Linked DNA regions of Homo sapiens: region 2 is linked to region 1. The links are chromatin contacts, found by Hi-C or POLR2A ChIA-PET in ENCODE. All regions are on one chromosome and are shown on one strand. The core of a region is the stretch at or near the end of the contact, and the rest is flanking DNA. Distances in the headings are between cores, read along the strand shown.

Region 1 (4,844 bases), core at 626-3,125:
GCAAGGAGAACTGCAGTTCTTCAGTGTGACTGAAGCCAGGGGAGATGTGCGCCGGGCGGCACTGTAACCTGCCTTGTGTGCTGATGGCAGGTGTTTGCATTTTATCCCACAGGACATAGGAAGTTGTGAAGCATCTTAAGCAGGACAGTAACATGATGAGATTTGTGTTTGGAGGGGGCAGCAGTAGGGAGGATGGGTTGGAGGAGGCTGGTTTGAAAGCAAGACCAATAGGACTCTTCAGCCATCAGATGGGAAGTCATGAGGGTGTAGGCAGGGGCAGGAACATGGGGTGAGGCGGACAGCGGATGGGTTTGAATGGCAATAATGAAACGAAAAGCCACAGGAATCACTAAATCATGTGCCAGAAGTAGGGATATGAAGGAGTCCAGAATACCCAACGTGGAGAACTGGGGCATCAGTGACTGCAAAGGTAATGAAAAATGAAATAATCGAGAGAAGGTAAGATGTTCTGTTTGGAACATGCTTAGTTTGAATTTCTGTGGGAACAAATGGAGTTAATCTGAGGATAGTGAGCTAAATGGTTGGGTCCCAGGGTACACTAGGTTAGTGACACAGACTGGAAGGAAGCTCATTATAAGTGAAGTTCTAAATTTGGATCAGGTCACTCAAGAAAAGTACATAAAGTCAGAATAGCAAGGGTCTGAGTGTGTGCTCCTGCATCCAGACAAACACAGACATGAAAAAAGAGGCTGAAAAGGAGAAGACTAGAAAGTAGGAGGAAAACAAAGAGGAAGTGGGTTCATAAAAGACAACAGACAGGAGAAAACATCCAGGAAAGAGGAGCGGACGCATCACAAACACACTCATGACACACAAGAGATAGAGACAGAGAAGTGATCACTGGTTTGGGTTGTATAAAGGTCACCCTGAGAGCAGCATCAGAGACATGGGGAAGAAAAAGGGAGAATGCAGTGGGTTGAAGACTGAATGAAATGAGAGAGAGTCACTAACGGGCTGGGTGTGGTGCCCCACACCTGTAATCTTAGTGCTGTGAGAGGCTGAACAGGAGGATCACTTGAGGCCAGGAGTTTGAGACCAGCCTAGGAAATACAGTGAGACTCCATCTCTAAGGGGAAAAATATATATATATATATATATATATATATATAATTATCCAGGTGTAGTGACAGACACCTGTAGTCCCAGTTACCCAGGAGGCTGAGGTGTGAGGATCCCTTGAGCCTGGGAGTTCAAGGTTGCAGTGAACTGTGATCACGTGATTGCACTCCAGCCTGGGCAACAGAGCAGGACCCTGTCGAGAGAGAGAGAGGAGAGAGAGAGAGAAAAGAAGAAGAAGAAAAAGAAGAAGAAGAGGAGGAGGGGGAGGGAGAAAAGGAAGGAAGGAAGGAAGGAAAAAAACCCACATTGCAGACTCCTATTTGAGGAAGCTGACCTCTACAATCTACGAGAGAATCTCCAGAGGAGGTTGCCAAGCCCTGGCTCTTCTCTCTTCAGCGAGAGGACGTGGGGGAAAGGAGACATTTATGAATCTCTTTGAGTCTCAGTCTTTTCATTTCTAAAATTGTGTTAATAAAAGCCTTTCTGAAAATGGTGTTGTGAGGAAGGACATGAGGTTTGGCACTTAGGGGGTGTTCAGTAAATGGTGGTTATTATTGTTAGAATGAGAGAAAGCAAAAGAGAGCCTCAGGCAAAACAGTAAAGAACAGAGAAAACAGAACAGGAAAGAAAACAGCATCTGTGGGCTCCAGAAGCGCCCAGAGCCCCCACCCTCCCTCGCCCACCTGCGCACTCACCCCTGATGGCCCAGGTTCCGAGAGGCTAAGCAGGGCAGCCAGGGCCATGGCTCACAGGAGGATCCTGGCTCTGCGCTGGCTCCTTCAGTCTTTAGGGTGTATTGCAATGGCCACTGTGCGCCAGACCCCAAGGAGAAAATGAGGCGGCGCAGGGACGGAGGAGCTCCGAATCCAGCACTCCTTTCCCTACCCCTGTCCAGGGAGAAAGGCTGGAGATGAAACAGCCTGATGGGGCTCAACCAACCAGAATACATCAGAAGGGACGCCTCTGTGGCTGGGGAAGGAAGATGCTAGAGCTGCTGGGAGGAAGTGGGAGAATTGTCAGGCACCAGCATGGCCCAGGAAGCCCCTGACTACTGCAGAGTGTAGGGGTAAGTGAAGAAAACGAAAATTAGGACATCATAATCGCCTTCTTCTTAATGAGGAAATACATTACGCAAGTTGGGATTTTTTATTTGTAGTTACTTCTGTGAATGGATGATATTTCTTCACAATTTTACATTGATTCTTTGCATCATAAAGGAATTAATTTGTTACCATTTGATATTATATTGACTCTTTTATAGCTATGATAATTTTGGAGAAAATCTTTGATGTTTTCAAACATATAAGGAGAAGGAAATAATATTTAATTATTTAATTAGTAATTATTATTTTATTTCTTCTTCATATAAAAATGTGGTGAGGCTGGGCGCACAGCTGAATGAAATTTAAAAGAGTCAGCTGGGCATGGTGGCTCATGCCTGTAATCCCAGCACTTTGGGAGGCTGAGGCGGGTGGATCATCTGAGGTCAGTAGTTAGAGACCAGCCTGGCCAACATGGTGAAACCCCATCTCTACTAAAAATACAAAAATTAGCTGGGCATGGTGGCACGTGCCTGTAATCCCAGATACTCGAGGGGCTGAGGCAGGAGAATTACTTGAACCCAGGAGGTGGAGGTTGCAGTGAGCCGAGATCACACCATTGCAGTCCAGCCTGGGCAACAAGAGCAAAACTCCGTCTCAAAAAAAAAAAAAAAAAAAGAATGTGGTGATACAAAGAACCCCACTTTAAATTTTATGTTTAAGAACAATTTCTTTTTCTCCTTTATTTTCTGTGTGTGTGTGTGTGTGTGTGTGTGTGTGTGTGTGTGAGAGAGAGAGAGAGAGAGAGAAAGACAGACAGGGTCTCATTCTGTTAACCAGGCTGGAGTGCAGTAGTACGATCTCAGTTCACCATAGCCTGCACCTCCTGGGCTCAAACAATGCTGCCACTCAGCCTGCCCAGTAGCTGGCACCACAGGCACATGCCACCATGTGCCTGCATGTTAATTCATGTACTTCCTCTTTCCCAAGTTCTCTAGTTTATAGCATGTCCTTTCCTGAGGAACATAAATCACATGTTATTGTCTGCCTTTCATCCTGAGAGGAAGGAGATAATCACATGGCCATTTTATGCTTGAAGGATTTGGTGATCACTGGGTCCAATGAAGAGCCTCAGGATGAGTCAGTGTGGTTTTACCCAGGCATGGAGAAATTAACTTCTTGATGATGATCAAGTCTTCTTATTAAATAGGAGTGCAACTGATAGAGGATCTTCTTACATTTGCTTTATTTCATGGTGCTGCCCAAATTCATGCTGTACCCTCAGCAGCAAGGAGTGGGACCATTACTCCTGGCGTTCCCAGATGGAACAGACACCAAGCCTGGCTTTGCCACTGAACACAATACAGGACTGATAAAGGTCAGTTCTTAGGAATATGCTTCCCAAATGTAGAAATCAACATAAGATCCCAATTTTAAATAATAGGTATAATAGCATAATATATTATTTTATTTTATTTATTTAGAGATGGAGTCTCACTCTATCACCCAGGCTGAAATGCAATGGCATGATCTCAGCTTACTACAACCTCTGCCTCCAGGGTTCAGGCGATCCTCCCATCTCAGTCTCTAGAGTACCTGAGAGCTAATTTTTTGTTTTTGGTAGAGATGAGGTTTTACCATGTTGGCCAGGCTGGTCTTGGACTCCTGAGCTCAAGTAATCCACCCACCTCAGCCTCCCAAAATGCTGGGATTGCAGAAGTGAGCCACCATGCCCAGCCGCATAATACATTATCGTTCTCTTTATATATAATTTGTACTAAGTTATAGATACACACTTATTCCATAACTCTATGTTCACCAGATCACCTCTTGCAGGTTGTACAGTGAAAACACATCCTTAGTTTCAAAAGATGTGTGTATACCAGATTTTTCAGACATAGGCTTGGTTTTAGAATACAGTTTACTATGATTTTTGTAATTCATCTTAATTGATGTTTAATACCGAGAGAGAAGTCATATTGTCTCCAGTCATTTCATGTTATGATGTGCCACTAAGTCCAAATTTTATATAATAGTAATCAGGAGGCTGGGCACAGTGGCTCACGCCTGTAATCCCAGCACTTTGGGAGGCCAAGGCAGGCAGATCACCTGAGGTCGGGAGTTCAAGACCAGCCTGACCAATATGGTGAAATCCTGTCTCTACTAAAAATACAAAAATTAGCTGGGTGTGGTGGTGGGCGCCTGTAATCCCAACTACTTGGGAGGCTGAGGCAGGAGAATCGCTTGAACCCAGGAGGCGGAGGTTGCAGTGAGCTGAGACCACACCATTGCACTCCAGCCTGGGCAACAAGAGCAAAACTCCATCCCCCACTCCCAAAAAAAAAAAAAAAGTTATCAGGAAAACTTATAGTTGCTACAATATTATTAGATTAATACGAATTTTCAAAAATGGCAGAGCCTTAACCAAGCTTAAAGAGTTTTTCTTTCTTAACTGAACTTCTTGGATGTGACTACATGAAATTTTGATGAAATATGGTCATAAATTATGATGACAAGTTAGTTTTGGGGGATTTTATATATTACCAGATACCAATGCCAGAGGAAGAGCTATGTTAGGGGTCCTCAGAGCCACCCCAGGTGAGATGATGCCCTAGGAGGACTCACAGGGCTCATCATATGGTCCTACTCAGGGCTCTGATTCATTACAGTAAAAGGATGCAAAGCAAACTCAGCAGAGGGAAAGGCACACTGGGCAAAGCCTAA
Region 2 (5,326 bases), core at 1,126-3,625, 230 kb after region 1:
CCTGGCAGACCCCAGAAACTTGTAGATAAACCTGAGTGAAAGTTCCTCATTACCATGCTGAAATCTCCATCCTGGGAGGAGCTGTGGCTTCATTCTCATAGCATGTGACCTGTGTGCGGGCGTGAGGATTCACTGTGTTTCCAAAACTGGGACCCCTCCTCTACATGCAATGAGGCACCCTCTCCCCTCCCCATCACCCCCTAAAATCCTCCTGTCACTTCTCTCCGGGAGACACTGCTTTGAAGAATCCTCCCAGTGCTCTCCTTACTTGTAATTAAACTCCTGTTGATTAAAACCTGCCTTGTGGAGAGTCATTTGTTATTTGCCAGGCAAACAAACCCTGTTTTTTTTCAGGTAACAAGAGTATGGTGGAAGAAAACAGTTTAGGTCAGGCACAGTGGTGCATGCCTATAATCCCAGCACTTTGGGAGGCCGAGGCAGGTGGGAGGAACACTTGAGCCCAGGTGTTGGAGACCAGCCTGGGCAACATAGTGAGACACCCCCCAACTCCACCCCCATAAAAAAAAAAAGAAAAAAAGATGTAATCCCAGCACTTTGGGAGGCTGAGGCAGGCGGATCACTTGAGGTCAAGAGTTGGAGACCAGCCTGGGCAACATGGTGAAACCCCGTTTCTATTCAAAATATAAAAAAATTAGCCAAGCATGGTGGTGGGCGCCTGTAATCCCAGCTACTCCAGAGGCTGAGGCAGGAGAATTGCTTGAACCCGGGAGGTGGAGGTTGCAGTGAGCCGAGATCCTGCCATTGCACTCCAGCCTGGGTGACAGATCGACACTTAGTCTCCAAAAAAAAAAAAAAAGAGGCCAGGCACAGTGGCTCACACCTGTAATCCTAGCACTTTGGGAGGCCGAAGCGGGTGGCTCACCTGAGGTCAGGAGTTTGAGACCAGCCTGGCCAACATGGTGAAACCCCATCTCTACTAAAAATACAAAAATTAGCCGGGTGGGGTGGCACGGGCCTGTAATCCCAGCTACTTGGGAGACTGAGGCAAGAATTGTTTGACCCGGGAGGTAGAGGTTGCTGTGAGTTGAGATCGTGCCAATGCACTCCAGCCTGGGTGACAGGGTGGGACTCTGTCTCAAAAAAAAAAAAAAAAAAAAAAGTTTGTGTTTACAGTTGTATAAGGAAGTGGTGTCTGTGAGGTTTGCTGAGGCTCAGAAATTAATACCCCAAAATATGCCAACATGCTGAACTGAAGAAGAAACTTCAAGGTTTCTCTGACCTCTCTTCTCAACCAGCTCTCCCACAGGCAGGATGAGTTATTCTCTGAAGTTCCTTTATCTGCTTCAAGTCCAGACATACCACAAAGAATAATTGTTTTCTCTTCCCCTCCCTGTAAGATCAGGAATGGAATCACACCTGAGCAGGTCCTTTCCCAAAAGAGTCTGTCTCTCAGCTCATTCACATTCCACAGGGAACTATTCAAAACTCAATCTCTATCTCTGGGCCCATTCATTCTCCCTAATAATCGCCTATGGCCCCTCAAGAGAATTCCTGTTCCCTATCCCATAACCTGTTTTGCCAGGATGGTAAATAAGCTCCTGAACCCTGTTGTGGATTGGTTAATCACTCTGTGGTTCTCTCTGTGTACACATTAATCCATTTATATGCCTCTTCTCCAATGCACCTTTTTTTTTTTTGTTTTGTTTTGTTTTGTTTTTTGGACAGACTCTTGCTCTGTCGACAGGGCTGGAATGCAATGGCACAATCTCAGCTCACTGCAACCTCCACCTCCTGGGCTCAAGTGATTCTCCTGTCTCAGCTTCCCGAGTAGCTGGGATTACAAGCACACGCCACTGTGCCCAGCTAATTTTTATATTTTCACCATGTTTCCAGGCTGGTTTTGAACTCCTGACCTCAGGTGATCCACCCGACTCAGCCCCCCAAAGTGCTGGGATTACAGATGTGAACCACCGTGCCCAGCCTGCATCTATCTTTCGTGAGTTAATTTTCCAGCCAACCTTCAGAGGGCGAAAGGGAAGTTTTCCTTTGGCCCATACAGGTTCATTATAGCTATTCTATGTAGTTTTCTACTTAAGTATGTCATAATTTCAAAAGAGAAAAAGAGAAGGGAGAAAATTGTTCTAAGCTTTCAATGTGAAGGCCTGGCACTTTTAAAGAATAACAGCTTCTGTGGCCAGACTTTTAGTATCAGTATGGACTTTCCCTGGAGAAGTCCAGCCAGATGGGCAGACTGGGCAGATGCTTATACTGATTAGCTAGATTTAGCTAATGGGCAGAGCCGTCACAATGCACTGGTTGAAATGGTGCAAAAAAATAATGTAAGGCTTTTTTTTTTTTGGTACAGGATCTGGCTCTGTTGCCTATGCTGGAGTACAGTTGCTCAATCTTGGCTCACTGTAACCTCCGTTTCCTGGACTCATGCCATCCTCTCGCTTCAGCCTTCTGAGAAGCTGGGACTACAGGAATGCACCATCACACCCGGCTAATTTTTGTATTTTTTGTAGAGATGGGGTTTCACCGTGTTAACTAGGCTGGTCTCATAACCGCCCAATGTGTTTACCTTGCCCGCTGCCTAGACAGAGCCGATTTCTCAAGACAGAGGAATTGCAATATAGAAAGAGTAATTCACGCAGAGCCTGCTGTGTGGGAGACAGGAGTTTTATTATTACTCAAATCAGTCTGCCCAAGAATTCGAGGAGCAGAGTTTGTTTTTGTTGTTGTTGTTTTGTTCTGTTTTTTGAGATGGAGTCTCTCTCTGTCACCCAGGCTGGAGTGCAATGGCAAAATCTTGGCTCACTGCAACCTCCACCTCCCAGGTTCAAGTGATTCTCCTGCCTCAGCCTCAGTAGCTGGGATTACAGGCCTGTGCCACCATACCCAGCTGATTTTTGTATTTTTAGAGACAGGATTTCACCAAGTTGGCCAGGCTGGTCTTAAACTCCTGACCTCAGGTGATCCACCTGCCTCAGCCTCCCAAAGTGCTGGGATTAGAGGCACGAGCCACCTCGCCCAGCCTGGGGAGCAGAGTTTTTAAGGACAACTTGGTGGGTCAGGGGAAGCCAGTGAGCCAGGAGTGCTGATTGGTCAGAGATGAAATCATAGGGAGTCTAAGCTGTCTTCTTGCGCTGAGTCAGTTCCTGGGTGGGGGCCATAAGATCAGATGAGCCAGTTAATCAATCTGGGTGGTACCGGCTGATCCATCAAGTGCAGGGTCGACAAAATGTCTCAAGCACTGATCTTAGGAGATGTTTAGGGAGGGTCAGAATCTTGTAGCCTTCACCTGCATGACTCCTAAACCGTAATTTCTTTCTTTCTGTTTTGTTTTCTTTTTTTTCTTGAGACAGAGTTTCGCTCTTGTTGTCCAGGCTGGAGTGCAATGGCGCAATCTCGGCTCACTGCAATTTCTGCCTCTGGGGTTCAACCCATTCTCCTGTCTCAGCCTCCTGAGTAGCTGGGATTACAGGCACATGCCACCACGCCCAGCTACTTTTTGTATTTTTAGTAGAGATAGGGGTTCATGATATTGGTCAGGCTGGTCTCGAACTCCTGACCTCAGGTGATCCGCCCGCCTCTGCCTCCCAAAGTGCTGGGATTACAGGCATGAGCCACTGCACCCAGCCTAAACCATAATTTCTAATCTGTGTTAGTCCTACAAAGGCAATCTAGTCCCCAGGCAAGAAGGAGGTCTGTTATTGTCTTTGTTTTAAAGGGCTATTAAAACAAAGGGAAAGGGCTATTATTGTCTTTGTTTTAAATTATAAACCAAGTTTCTCCCAAAGTTAGTTCAGCTTAGGCCCAGGAATGAATGACAGCTTGGAGGTTAGAAGCAAAATGGAGTCGGTTAAGTTAGATTTCTTTCACTGTCTCAGTCATAATTTTGCAAAGGCAGTTTCAGTCTCTAACTCCTGCGCTCAAGCAATTCACCCACCTCGGCCTCCCAAAGTGTTGGGATTACAGGCATGAGCAACCATGCCCAACCTGTAAGGCCTTTTTAAAAAAATATAAAATCAGATATGAAGTTTTCTTTGGACTGGGCGTGGTGGCTCACGCCTGTAGTCCCAGCACTTTGGGAGGCTGAAGCACGTGGATCACCTGAGGTCAGGAGTTCGAGACCAGCCTGGCCAACATGGTGAAATCTCATCTTTACTAAAAATAAAAATAAAAACTATCCAGCCGTGGTGATGGGCGCCTGTAATCCCAGCTACTCAGGAGGCTGAGGCAGGAGAATCATTTGAACCTGGGAGGTGGAGGCTGCAGTGAGCCGAGATCTCGCCATCGCAAATCAGCCTGGGCAACAAGAGGGAAACACACAACTCTGTCTCAAAAAAAAAAAAAGGTTTCTTTGAAGAATTGTTGCCAGAAAGTGGTCATGATCCAAACCCCAAGAGAGAGTTCTTGGATCTCATGCAACAAAGAATTCAAGGCAAATCCATAAAGTGAAAGCAAGTTTATTAGAGAAGTTAAGAAACGAAAGAAGGTTACTCCAAAGGCAGTGCAGCCCTGAGGGCTGCTGTTTGCCCATTGTTAAGTTATTTCTTGATTATATGCTAAACAAGAGGCAAATTATTCATGCCTCCCCTTTTTAGATCATATAGGGTAACTTCCTGATGTTTCCATGGCATTTGTAAACTGTCAGGTTGCTGGTGGGAGTGTAGCAGTGAGGACAACCAGAGGTCATTCTCATCGCCATCTTTGTTTCGGTGGGTTTCAGCCGGCTTCTTTACTGCAACCTCTTTTATCAGCAAGGTCTTTGTGACCTATGTCTTGTGCCGATCTCCTATCTCATCCTATGACCTAGAATGCCTCAAGTGTCTGGGAATGCAGCCCAGTACGTTTCAGCCTCATTTTATCCAACCCCTATTCAAGATGGAGTTGCTCTGGTTCAAATGTCTCTGACAGAATGGAAGTCCCCTTTCTATTTGTTTGTTTTAAAAAATAAAGTCAGGCCGGGCGCGGTGGCTCATGCCTGTAATCCCAGCACTTTGGAAGGCCGAGGCAGGCGGCTCATGAGCCGGGCGTGGCGAGCGCCTGTAGTCCCAGCTACTCGGGAGGCTGAGGCCGGAGAATGGTGTGAACCCGGGAGGCGGAGCTTGCAGTTAGCCAAGATCGCACCACTGCACTCCATCCAGCCTGGGCGACAGAGCGAGACTCCGTCTCAAAATAAATAAATAAATAAATAAATAAATAAATAAATAAATAAATAAATAATTAAAAAAATAAAAAATAAAGTCAGAGTTTCTGCTATATTGCCCAGGCTGGAGTTCAGTGACTATTCACTGACGAGATCACTGTGCACTATAACCTGGAAATCCTACAGTCTTGAACTCCTGGACTCAAGGGATCC

What was found. A loop is a pair of places that touch in the nucleus more often than their neighbours do. ChIA-PET counts read pairs that join two places held with the same protein, here RNA polymerase II (POLR2A).
Region 2: a loop to region 1 is called in a map of CD4-positive, alpha-beta T cell, with 2.1 times the contacts of the local background. The contact joins the enhancer-like site here to the promoter of HCG24 in region 1. A Hi-C loop is called at or near these places in 1 of 168 maps with a recorded cell type or tissue (CD4-positive, alpha-beta T cell). POLR2A ChIA-PET finds 5 or more read pairs at or near these places in 2 of 52 experiments (B cell and naive thymus-derived CD8-positive, alpha-beta T cell).

Annotation. Positions count from the first base shown.
Region 1 is chr6:33,141,449-33,146,292 of GRCh38, forward strand. It overlaps HCG24 (HLA complex group 24), which reads left to right and starts at 1,876. Exons shown (of 3, transcript NR_138084.1): 1 at 1,876-2,146; 2 at 3,406-3,498. LOC105375021 (a long non-coding RNA gene) reads right to left here and starts at 1,986. Exons shown (of 5, transcript NR_190905.1): 1 at 1,776-1,986.
Region 2 is chr6:33,373,001-33,378,326 of GRCh38, forward strand. No RefSeq gene overlaps it. Among named protein-coding and RNA genes, the nearest start is that of KIFC1, 16 kb to the right of the region's middle. RefSeq lists an enhancer at 2,339-2,839. Within about 2 kb of position 2,376, at least 23 of the 41 ENCODE cell types and tissues checked have a DNase peak (open chromatin) inside an H3K27ac peak, as active enhancers do.